Linked DNA regions of Homo sapiens: region 1 is linked to region 2. Evidence: read pairs that join two places in POLR2A ChIA-PET (ENCODE). Cell type or tissue: Caco-2. All regions are shown on one strand. Links, peaks and the distances in the headings refer to the core of each region. The heading gives the core; the rest is flanking DNA. Region 1 has its middle 9.7 kb from the start of GTF2F1. Region 2 overlaps DENND1C (DENN domain containing 1C).

Region 1 (5,365 bases), core at 96-5,095, 74 kb after region 2:
TGTAGTCCCAGCTGCTGGGGAGGCTGAGGCAGCAGAATGGCGTGAACCCAGGAGGCGGAGCTTGCAGTGAGCCAAGATCACACCACTGCACTCCAGCCTGGGTGACAGAGCGAGACTCTGTCTCAAAAAAAAAAAAAAAAGACATCCTCATTGTGGGGGAGCTGGGCGGAGGGCATATGAGACCTCTCTACTATCTCAGCATTTCCTTGTGAGTCTATAATTAATAAAAAGGTTTTAAAAAATACATACTTTATGGCTGGGCACGGTGGCTCACACTTGTAATCCCAGCACTTTGGGAGGCCGAGACGGGCGGATCACCTGAGGTCAGGAGTTCGAGAACAGCCTGCCCAACATGGTGAAGCCCCATCTCTACAAAAAATACAAAAATTAGCCAGGCATGGTCGCAGGTGCATTAATCCCAGCTACTTGGGAGGCAGAGGCAGAAGAATTGTTTGAACCCGGGAGGTGGAGGTTGCAGTGAGCCGAGATCAAGCCATTGCACTCAGACCTGGGGGCAAGAGCGAGACTTCTCTCAGAAAAAAAAAAAAAAAAAACCACTTATTTTATTTATTTATTTATTTTGAAACAGGGTTTCACTCCTGTCGCTCTGGCTGGAGTGCTGTGGTGCATTCTCAGCTCACTGAACGCTCCTGGTTCTCAAGCAGTTCTCCCACCTCAGCCTCCCTAGTAGCTGGGACCACAGGTGCTTGCCACTGCACCTAGCTAATTTTTTTGTATTTTTTTTTTTTTTTTTGTACAGATGGGGTTTTGTCGTGTTGCCCAGGCTGGTCTGGAACTTCTGGGCTCAAGCAATCCACCCGCGTCTGCCTCCCAAAATGCTGGGATTACAGGCATGAGCCACCTCACCCAGCCCTAAAAATTAAGAGGAGGCAACCCTTCCTCCTTGGGCCTTGGTTTCCCCATCTGTAAAATAGGGGCGAGAGTCTCCCTGGAATGCTGAGGCTGTGTCCAACCTTGGCTTCCCATGGATTTCAGTGGGTTCACCCAGGACGGCCCCCCATGGTGTCTGGAGTATACAGGACAGTGGGAATCATAAGGGGAATCACCACACCCTTCCTGCACATTGTGTTCTTGTGCATAGAGATCTCCATCCTGGGGATCCATCATCAAGCCAGACCTGCTTCACCAAAATGCACCAAACAAAGACGCATGAGCCAGCTGGGGTCCCAGATGGGGCTAGGCATGGTCTGTGTTTCAGGCTCCAGGGATGCTGTGCTACTAGGAACCTCTGGACAGACTCTAAGGCAGGGACACTGCAGACTCAAATGCCTCTAGGAGTGACCGTGACAAAGTCAGTTGCACAGTAAAGGAATTAAAATTGGGGCCTTGGAGGCTGGGCGTGGTGGCTCACGCCTGTAATCCCAGAACTTTGGGAGGCTGAGGTGGGAGCTTGAGGCCAGGAGTTCAGGACCAGCCTGGGCAACACAGCAAGACCCTATTTATTTATTTATTTATTTATTTATTTATTTATTTTTTGAGACAGAGTCTTGCTCTGTCACCCAGGCTGGAGTGCAGTGATGCGATCTCTGCTCACTGCAACCTCCGCCTCCCAGGTTCAAGAGATTCTCCTGCTTCAGCCTCCTGAGTAGCTGGGATTACAGGCTTGCGCCACCAAGCCCAGCTAATTTTTATTTTGATTTTTTTGAGAGGGAGTCTCGCTCTGTCGCCCAGGCTGGAGTGCAGTGGTGTGATCTCAGCTCACTACAACCTCTGCCTCCCGGGTTCAAGTGATTCTCCTGCCTTAGCCTCAGGAGTAGCTGGGATTACAGGCGCTCACCATCACGCCCGGCTAATTTTTGTATTTTAGTAGAGACGAGGTTTCACCATGTTGGCCATCACACCAGGCTGGTCTCAAACTCCTGACCTCAGGTGATCCACCCACCTGGGCCTCCCAAAGTGCTGGGATTACAGGCGTGAGCCACCACGTCTGGCCCCCATCTCTATACTAAAATAAAAAGTTAAAAAATATGGGCCCAAGGAGTGGGGTTGCCTGGGCTTCTGCCCTGCCTTCCCCACCTACATTGTGTGACCCTATTGCAGCTCCCCGATCGCTCTGCAAAACATCGGGATGCTAATGCCTGGAACGTTCCGGAAGATGAGTTCATCCATGCAGAGTGTTGAGAACAGTGCTGGGCTCAATAAAAGCTCAGGAAGCGTTCACGCAGCTGTTGCCATGGGGACGTGCAGGCCCTGCGTTGCCAAGTCAGTCGGTTTTCAAGAGAAGCTGGGAGTTTTGATGTGGAAGCTCCCTGTTGTCGAATGTTGGCCGTGAACCCAAAAAGGAAAATGCAAAATGCTGTAAAGTCCAAACCGAACACTTTGGTGGACCCAAAGGGGCCCATGCCACGGTCTGTAGCCTCTGTTCTGAGACCTAGAAGCCACTGGTGGAGCTGGGGACCTGCTTTCTTCCGGGCACTGGCCTGAGGCTGGGGCAGGCATAGAAATGAATGAGCCCGACCTTTGCCCTCGGAGAACTCCCAGTCCTGAGGCGGGGGCCTGAGATTTGTCCTTTAACCCCATCACAACGAATTATGAGCCCAACAGAATTCCTTGAATGTAGGTGTGAACAAAGGGCAGGGCCCCCACCTGCATGTGGGAACAGCTGCCCTGGCGCCCATGACCTTTGATTCCATCAAAGTGCTTCTTCAAAAGGTTTTTTTTTTTTTTTTGAGACGGAGTTTCGCTCTTGTTGCCCAGGCTGGAGTGCAAGGGTGCAGTCTTGGCTCACTACAACCTCCGCCTCCCGGGTTCAAGCCATTCTCCTGCCTCAGTCTCCCAAGTAGCTGGGATTTCAGGCATGCGCCACCATGCCTGGCTAATTTTGTATTTTTAGTAGAGTTAGGATTTCTCCATGTTGGTCAGGCTGGTCTGGAATCGAAAGGTATTTTAAGTGGAATCCAACAAGCCTCAGAGAAGCCTCAAGGTCTGTAGCCTGACAGACAGTTTCTCTTCTCTTTTCCTTCCTGTTTTTTTATGTTTTGTTTGTTTGTTTAGAGACAGTGTCTTGCTCTGTCACCCAGGCTGGAGTGCAGTGGTGTAATTATATCTCACTGTAGCATTGACTTCCTGGGCTCAAGTGATTCTCCCACCTCAGCCTCCTAAATAGCTGGGACTACAGGCATGCACCACCACGCCTGGCTCATTTTTAAATTTTTTTTGTAGACACAGAGGTCTTGTTATGTTGCCCAGGCTGGTCTCGAACTCCTGGGCTCAAGCGATCTGCCCTCCTTGGCCTCCCAAAGTCCTGGGATTACAGGCGTGAGCCACTGCACCCGGCCTCTCTTTTCCTGCTCAACTGTTTCCAAACAGAATCAAAAAGATCCCTCCTTGTTCAGTCCACAGTATCGTCACTGTTCACGTGTTCAGACAGCTGCTTGCACAAAAGCCACGCGGAAGTGTGAAAATCACCTGAAGAAATTCCCTCCAACCTTCCCAGCACCAGCTCCTCATCCTCCACTCAGGGCCCCAGTGTATCCACGTCAGGGAGGCCACCATCCAGCCCACCCAGCCCACCCAGCCCAAAAGAGCACACTCTCGTTCCTCCCAAATGTCATTCTGTTTTCTGTTCTTCGCCGCACTTAACTGCTATTATAAATGTCTTTGTAGGTTTTATTTGTTTGTTTGTTTTGAGACAGAGTCTCCATCTGTCACCAAGCTGGAGTGCAGTGACACAATCTCAGCTCACTGCAACCTCCACCTCCCGGGTTCAAGTGATCCTCGTAGCTCAGCCTCCCCAGTAGCTGGGATTACAGGCGCGCACCACCGTGACTGGCTAATTTTTTTTGTATTTTTAGTAGAGAGGGGGTTTCACCATGTTCGCCAGGCTGGTCTCAAACTCCCGACCTCAGGTGATCCACCCACCTCGGACTCCCAAAATGCTGGGATTACAGGCATGAGCCGCTGCGCCCAGCCCAGAAATGTCTTTGTTTTGCATGACTTCGTGCCTCTCTTTCTCACTCTGATGTCGGCATCTTGTAAACTCTGTATCCCCAGCCCCGAGGGCAGGGCTTTCTCTAAGAACACTTCGGGGACAGGTGGTTGCATAAACAGATGAATGAACAACACGAATCTCTCTCTATGGCCTAGGGAGGATGCTAAACCCACACGCTATTCAGTGGGCAAATGGTTCACCCACCACATGCCAGGAACTGGGCAGGAAGATACTGAAATGACTTCCTCCCTGCCCTCAGAGAGCTCCCTAGCTCCTCATCTGGGTTCTAGAAACTTCCAACACCCTGACTTTCCCTTGATAATAGAACACTCTGTTTCCCAGGCAGGTGCAGGGTCTCATGCCCATACTCCCGGCACATTGGGAGGTTGAAGTGGGGGGATTGCTTGAGGCCAGGAGTTAGAAACCAGCCTGAGCAACATAGAGGAAACCTATGTCTACAAACAAACAAACAAACAAAAAAGGTACTTGGCTGGGCACGGTGGCTCATGCCTATAATCCAAGCACTTTGGGAGGCCGAGGTGGGTGGATCACCTGAGGTCAGGAGTTCGAGACCAGCCTGGCCAACATGGAGAAAACCCTGTCTCTACTAAAAATACAAAAAAAAAAAAAAAAAAAAAAAAAAATTAGCCGGGTGTGGTGGCAGGCACCTGTAATCCCAACTACTCAGGGGGCTAAGGCAGGAGAATCGCTTGAACCCGGGAGGCAGAGGTTGCCGTGAGCCGAGATCACGCCATTGCACTCCAGCCTGGGCAACAGAGAGAGACTCTGTCTTAAAGAAAAAAAAAAAAATTAGGTACTTGGGGGGCTGAAGTGGGAGGAGTTTAATGCTGCAGTGAGCTATGATCGCACCACAGCACTCCAGACTGGGCAACAGAGTGAGACCCTGTCCTCAACACCCAAAAAAAACAGGCCGGCATGGTGGCTCACGCCTGTAATCTCAGTACTTTAGGAGGCCGAGGCAGGCAAATCACTTGAGGTCAGGAGTTCAAGACCAGTGTGGCCAACATGATGAAACCCCATCTCTACCAAAAATACAAAAATTAGCCCTGCGTGGTGGCGGGTGCTTACTGTAGTCCCAGCTACTCAGGAGGCTGAGGCACGAGGATCGCTTGAACCCAGGAGGCAGAGGTTGTGGTGAACCAAGATTGCACCATTGCACTCCAGCCTGGGCGACAGAAGGAGACTCTGCCTAAAAAATAAATAAATAAATAAATAAATAAATAAATAAATAACAAAAAAACTCCATTTCCCTCTCAGCATCTCCTCTCTCCTTGTATCTCAGCCTTTCTTATCTCTAGTCTGTGCAGCCTTATCCAAGGTGGGCGGGGAGGGATGGCCTCACACCTCCACACATGCACACAGACACGCACACACCCACACCCACACTTCAGG
Region 2 (5,365 bases), core at 105-5,104:
CTCAGGGTCCTAGGAGCTTTGTTGGGGAGCGGGGACATCCTCAGACAGCTGGGATGTCCAGGTCTCTCTAACAGCCCTTCCCACTCCAGGGAGCCCCCCAGCCCCGCCGTGCAGCATTTCACCTTCGCCCTCACAGACCTTGCCGGCAACCGCAGATTTGGTTTCTGCCGCCTGCGGGCGGGTACCCAGAGCTGTCTCTGCATCCTCAGGTGCGGGATATGGGGGTTGGAGGGGGGGATGGGAAAGGCCGAGGCCTAGGGACACTTCGTGGAACCTGTCTCCTCTCTCCACAGCCACCTGCCTTGGTTCGAGGTGTTTTACAAGCTATTGAACACAGTGGGAGACCTCCTAGCCCAGGACCAAGTGAGACCAGCCCCTCTCTCACTCCTGTGGGAGTCCCAGCCCCCACCCCCCTCAACCTCCCAACCCCTCCCTCTCAGATCTCCCAGGCTTGGCAGGGCACACTGTGTCACACCTGTAGTCCCTGCATTTTGGGAGGCCGAGGTGGGAGGATCCCTTGAGCCCTGGAGTTCGAGACCAGCTGGGCAACATAGTGAGACCCCCGTCTCTACAAAATATAAAAAATAATTGGCCAAGTGCTGTGGCTCACGCCTGTAATCCCAGCACTTTGGGAGGACAAGGCGAGCGGATCACCTGAGGTCAGGAGTTCGAGACCGGCCTGACCGACATGGTGAAGCCCCGTCTCTACTAAAAATACAAAAAAAAAAAAAAAAAATTAGCCGGCCGTCGTGGCACACGCCTGTAATCCCAGCTGCTCAGAGGCTGCGGCAGGAGAATCGCTTGAACCCGGGAGGCGGAAGTGGCAGTGAGCCGAGATCGCGCCATTGCACTCCAGCTTGGGCAACAGGAGCGAAACTCCGTCTCAAAAAATAAAAATAAAAAATTAGCCAGGCGTGGTGGTGCACACCTGTGGTCCCAGCTACTCAGGAGAGCAAGGTGGGAGGATCAACTGAGCCCAGGAGTTCGAAGCTATAGTGAGCTATGATCGCAGCACTGCACTCCAGCCTGGGGGACAGAGCAAGACCCTGTCTCAAGAAAAAAAATTTCTTTTAGATGGAGTCTTCCTCTGTCGCCCAGGCTGGAGTGCGGTGGTGCGATTCCGCCTCACTGCAACCTCCGCATTCCGGGTTCAGGCGATTCTTCCGCCTCAGTCTCCCAAGTAGCTGGGACTATAGGCGCGGCCCACCAGCCCGGCTAATTTTTTTTTTTTTTTTTGTACTTTTAACAGAGACGTGTTTTCACTATGTTGGCCAGGCTGGACACGGACTCCTGGCCTCAGGTGATCCGCATGCCTCAGCCTCCCAAAGGGTTGGGATTACAGGCGCGAGCCACCGCGCCCGGCCTACAAGGAAAAATTTAAATTAAAAAATTTAAAAAGCCGGGCGCGGTGGCTCACGCCTGTAATTGTAGCCCTTTGGGAGGCCGAAGCAGCAGGATCCCTTGAGCCCAGGAGTTCAAGACCAGCCTGGGCAACATAGGGAGACTTTGTCTCTATTATTATTATTATTATTATTATTAATTTCTTTTAAAGAAAGAAAAAAAAAAACTCCCAGGACTGACCTGAGCCCTTGGCTCCTCCCAGACCACTCAACCTTAGTCATAGCCCTCGGAATCCCCAATCCCCACATCTGGCTCAGCCACCCCCGCCCCTCCACGTCCCACCCAGGTCACCGAGGCAGAGGAACTTCTTCAAAATCTGTTTCAGCAGTCCCTGTCTGGGCCCCAGGCCTCAGTGGGGCTTGAGCTGGTGAGTAGCTCCCATTCCCTGGGCGCTGGACCTTAGGTGGATGGGAAGGCTGCGTCCCAGCCATCATGACCACAGAGTCGTGCCTCTTCCCCAGGGCAGCGGAGTGACGGTCTCCAGCGGGCAGGGTATCCCCCCCCCTACCCGGGGGAATAGCAAGCCGGTGAGCGGGGCTCGGGGACCCTGGAAGGTCGGGGGTCCAGGTGAGGCCAGCCTCCTGACTGATTGATCCCCCTGCCAATACCCCCACCAGCTTTCCTGCTTCGTGGCCCCGGACTCCGGCCGCCTGCCATCCATCCCTGAGAACGTGAGTGGGGAGGGGTCTCTGGGGGTGAGAACAGGTCCCGAAACCCGGACCGGGGATGCAAGATCCAGGGGCCCGTCCACGCCCAGAGCGACTCTCTGATCCTCAGAGGAACCTAACGGAGCTGGTGGTGGCCGTGACTGACGAGAACATCGTGGGGCTGTTCGCGGCGCTCCTGGCCGAGAGAAGAGTCCTGCTCACCGCCAGCAAACTCAGCACCGTGAGGCGGGGTCCGCCGGGCCGGGGTGGGAGCAGGGCCTGGCTCCGCCCCGGGGGGCGGGACAAGGGGGCTGATTCCTGGCTCTAACCCTACTGCGCGAGACCCGAGGGCGAAGTCCTGGCCCCGCCCCTTCGAAGGTCTTGGAGAGTTGAACTCTGGCCCCGCCCTCGTGGGAGGGGGCTGCGCTGCAGCTCCTCCTTTTTGGGAGTACTGTGCTCAGGCTCCACCCACTATGGGCCGCAACACGTCTGGCTCCACCCCTCCGGACCCTCAGGGACACTGAGAACTAGGGACTTATACACGTGGGAATCCAGGGACCCAGGGACCCAGGGACTCAGGGACTCAGAGATCTGAGGACCCAGGGACCCGAATACCCAGGGACCTAGGAACACAGGGACTCAGATAACAAGGGGCGCAAAAAACTAGAGACCCATACTCCCAGGGACCCTGAAACCCAGGGTCAAAGGCAGACGTGGAGACTGGCTCCACCCCTAGGGGCGGGGCCAAATGATTGCCTTCCGGCTCCACCTCTTTGGGTGGGGTTACGTCTTGGATCCACCCCTAGGGGCGGGACAAGGGCGGTCTACGTCATAGCTCCACCTCTTTCGGGGTGGAGTCAGTGGAGGCTCAGTCCTTGCTCTACCTGCATGGGGAAGACTCAGGGGTGTTGCCTATTAACTGCGCCCCTTACAGAGAGGGATCAGGACGGTATGAGTCCTGGCTTCACCCGCTTAAAGCACTGTAAGTGGCCAAATTCCTGGTCTCCACATGATTTCTAAAGGGGTTCGAGTTGTCACTCATTATCCAGCAGTGGATGGGGAGGGGGAACAGGAGACTGGGGACGTGGGAAATGCAGCTGGAAGAGACCTCGCGCTAGAGGGTCCAGGCCCTGACTCCACGCCCCGCCATCGCTCCCCAGCTGACCTCGTGCGTCCACGCGTCCTGCGCGCTCCTGTACCCCATGCGCTGGGAGCACGTGCTGATCCCCACGCTGCCCCCACACCTGCTGGACTACTGCTGGTGAGCGAGGGCAGCTGGGAGGGGCAGGGCCTGTGGGCAGGCCCTGGGGGCGGTGCCTGCATGACCCCGTCCCCTCGGTCCGCAGCGCGCCCATGCCCTACCTCATTGGAGTGCACGCCAGTCTCGCCGAGGTGAGCGTGGATCTACCCAGACGACGGGGACGTGAGGGTTCCCCCTTCCTCTACATCCCCAGATGCCCTCCTCTGCCAAGGACTCCCGGGCTCTGAGCGGCCGACCCCGCTTTTCCGCAGAGAGTACGAGAAAAAGCCCTGGAGGACGTCGTGGTGCTGAACGTGGACGCCAATACCTTGGAGACGACCTTTAACGACGTGCAGGCGCTGCCTCCAGACGTGGTCAGTGTCGCCCCTCCCACCTTCCTGCCCCGGGAGGCGAGGGGCCCACACCTGCCCACTCAGGGCCACTCCCTTGTGCTTCAGGTGTCCCTGCTGAGGCTCCGGCTCAGGAAGGTCGCCCTGGCCCCCGGGGAAGGGGTGTCCCGTCTCTTCCTCAAAGCCCAGGCCCTGCTCTTCGGGGGGTACCGCGACGCACTCGTCTGCAGCCCGGTGAGCAGCGGGGACGCTGCGGGAGAGGTCTCGTGGGTTCCTGAATGAATCGCAATGTAACGATAGGTACAGTAGATGGCCGGACGCAGTGGCTCACGCCTGTAATCCCAACACTTTGGGATGCCGAGATGGGAGAATTGCTTGAGCCCAGAAGTTCAAGACCAGCCTGGGCAACACAGTGAGACCCCTCCCGTTTGTTGTTGTTGTTGTTTGTTTGTTTGTTTGTTTGTTTGTTTTTGAGACAGAGTTTCACTCTGTTCCCCAGGCTGGAGTGCCTCCCGGGTTCAAGCGATTCTCCTGCCTCAGACTCCCAAGTAGCTGGGACTGCAGGTGCGCACCACCATGCCCAGCTAATTTTTGTAGTTTTAGTAAAAACGGGGTTTCTCCATGTTGGCCAGGCTGGTCTCGAACTCCTGACCTCAGGTGATCTGCCCGCATCAGGCTCCTAAAGTTCTGGGATTACAAGTGTGAGCCACCATGCCCGGCCACCGTCTCTATATATTTTTTTAATTAAAAAATAATAATGATAGGTAGCATTAATGGAGTGCTTACTTTGTGCCTCTGTTTGCCCCTCTGTAAAATGGGACCCCAATAGTGCCACCCAAAAGGATATTAGAATCAGTGAATCAGCATTTTCCCAGCACTTTGAATCGTACCTGACATACAGCAAGCACTCAATAAATGCTAGCTCCTACCACTGCTATTATCTCATTTAATGCTCATAACATTTTGAGATGGATACTGTGATAGTCCCATTTTCCATATGAGGAAACCAAGGCTTTGGAGAAGTCCCACAGTGGGTGAATGTTGAAGCCGGGGCCTTGATCTCTGAAGCCCCCTCCCCTGTTTTTCACAACCAATCTGTAAAATCATTGGGGGGTTCTAGTATCACTTGAGCATCTGACGTTTTTGTCATCTCTGCATCCTGAATCTGCACACAGACCACCCACTTCCTCTGTCTCCACCCTGGCCTGGACCCTCTCATTGTTTGCCTAAAATTAATGCACTGATCTCTCCCAAAAACTGGGACTCCCCCGCAAGCAGTCTTCTTCTTCTTCTTTTTTTTTTTTTTTTCTCTTGAGACAGAGTCTTGCTCTCTTGCCCAGGCTGGAGTGCAGTGGCACAATCTCGGCTCACTGCAACCTCCACCTCCTGGGTTCAAGCAATTCTCCTGCCTCAGCCTCCTGAATAGCTGGGATTACAGGCATGCACCACCACAATGGCTAATTTTTTGTATTTTTAGTACAGATGGGGTTTCACCATGTTAGCCAGGCTGGTCTCAAACTCCAGACCTCAGGTGATCCATCCATCTCCTCTTCCCAGAGTGCTGAAATTACAGGTGTGATCCACCGCGCCCGGCCTCCTGCAAGCAGCCCTCTGCTTTATCTCCCAGAGTCTGTCCTCCCTGCAGTGGCCAGAGGTCACCTGTGAACACCCGAGTCAGATCATTTCCCTCCCCCCACCCCCCCGCCCACACCCCTCCCGGGCTTCCA

What was found. ChIA-PET counts read pairs that join two places held together with the same protein. Peaks named below come from ENCODE experiments on the same cell type or tissue, not always from the same donor. Only the 100,000 strongest peaks of a DNase experiment are listed, where the experiment ranks them.
Region 1: POLR2A ChIA-PET joins it to region 2 with 6 read pairs; 8 of 35 experiments call an interaction of 5 or more read pairs at or near these places.

The regions. Positions count from the first base shown.
Region 1 is chr19:6,400,231-6,405,595 of GRCh38, reverse strand. It overlaps the pseudogene LOC390877. Among named protein-coding and RNA genes, the nearest start is that of GTF2F1, 9.7 kb to the right of the region's middle. In Caco-2, for the core only: no CTCF peak of the experiment used is centred there; DNase peaks (open chromatin) are centred at 2,175 and 2,545; H3K4me3 peaks cover 960 bases.
Region 2 is chr19:6,473,781-6,479,145 of GRCh38, reverse strand. DENND1C (DENN domain containing 1C) reads left to right here. Exons shown (of 23, transcript NM_024898.4): 5 at 90-209; 6 at 294-363; 7 at 1,688-1,768; 8 at 1,863-1,928; 9 at 2,019-2,072; 10 at 2,179-2,289; 11 at 3,209-3,309; 12 at 3,395-3,440; 13 at 3,561-3,662; 14 at 3,747-3,872. Among named protein-coding and RNA genes, the nearest start is that of DENND1C, 5.3 kb to the left of the region's middle. RefSeq lists an enhancer at 2,812-3,551. In Caco-2, for the core only: no CTCF peak of the experiment used is centred there; DNase peaks (open chromatin) are centred at 2,455, 2,845, 3,335 and 3,665; H3K4me3 peaks cover 2,396 bases.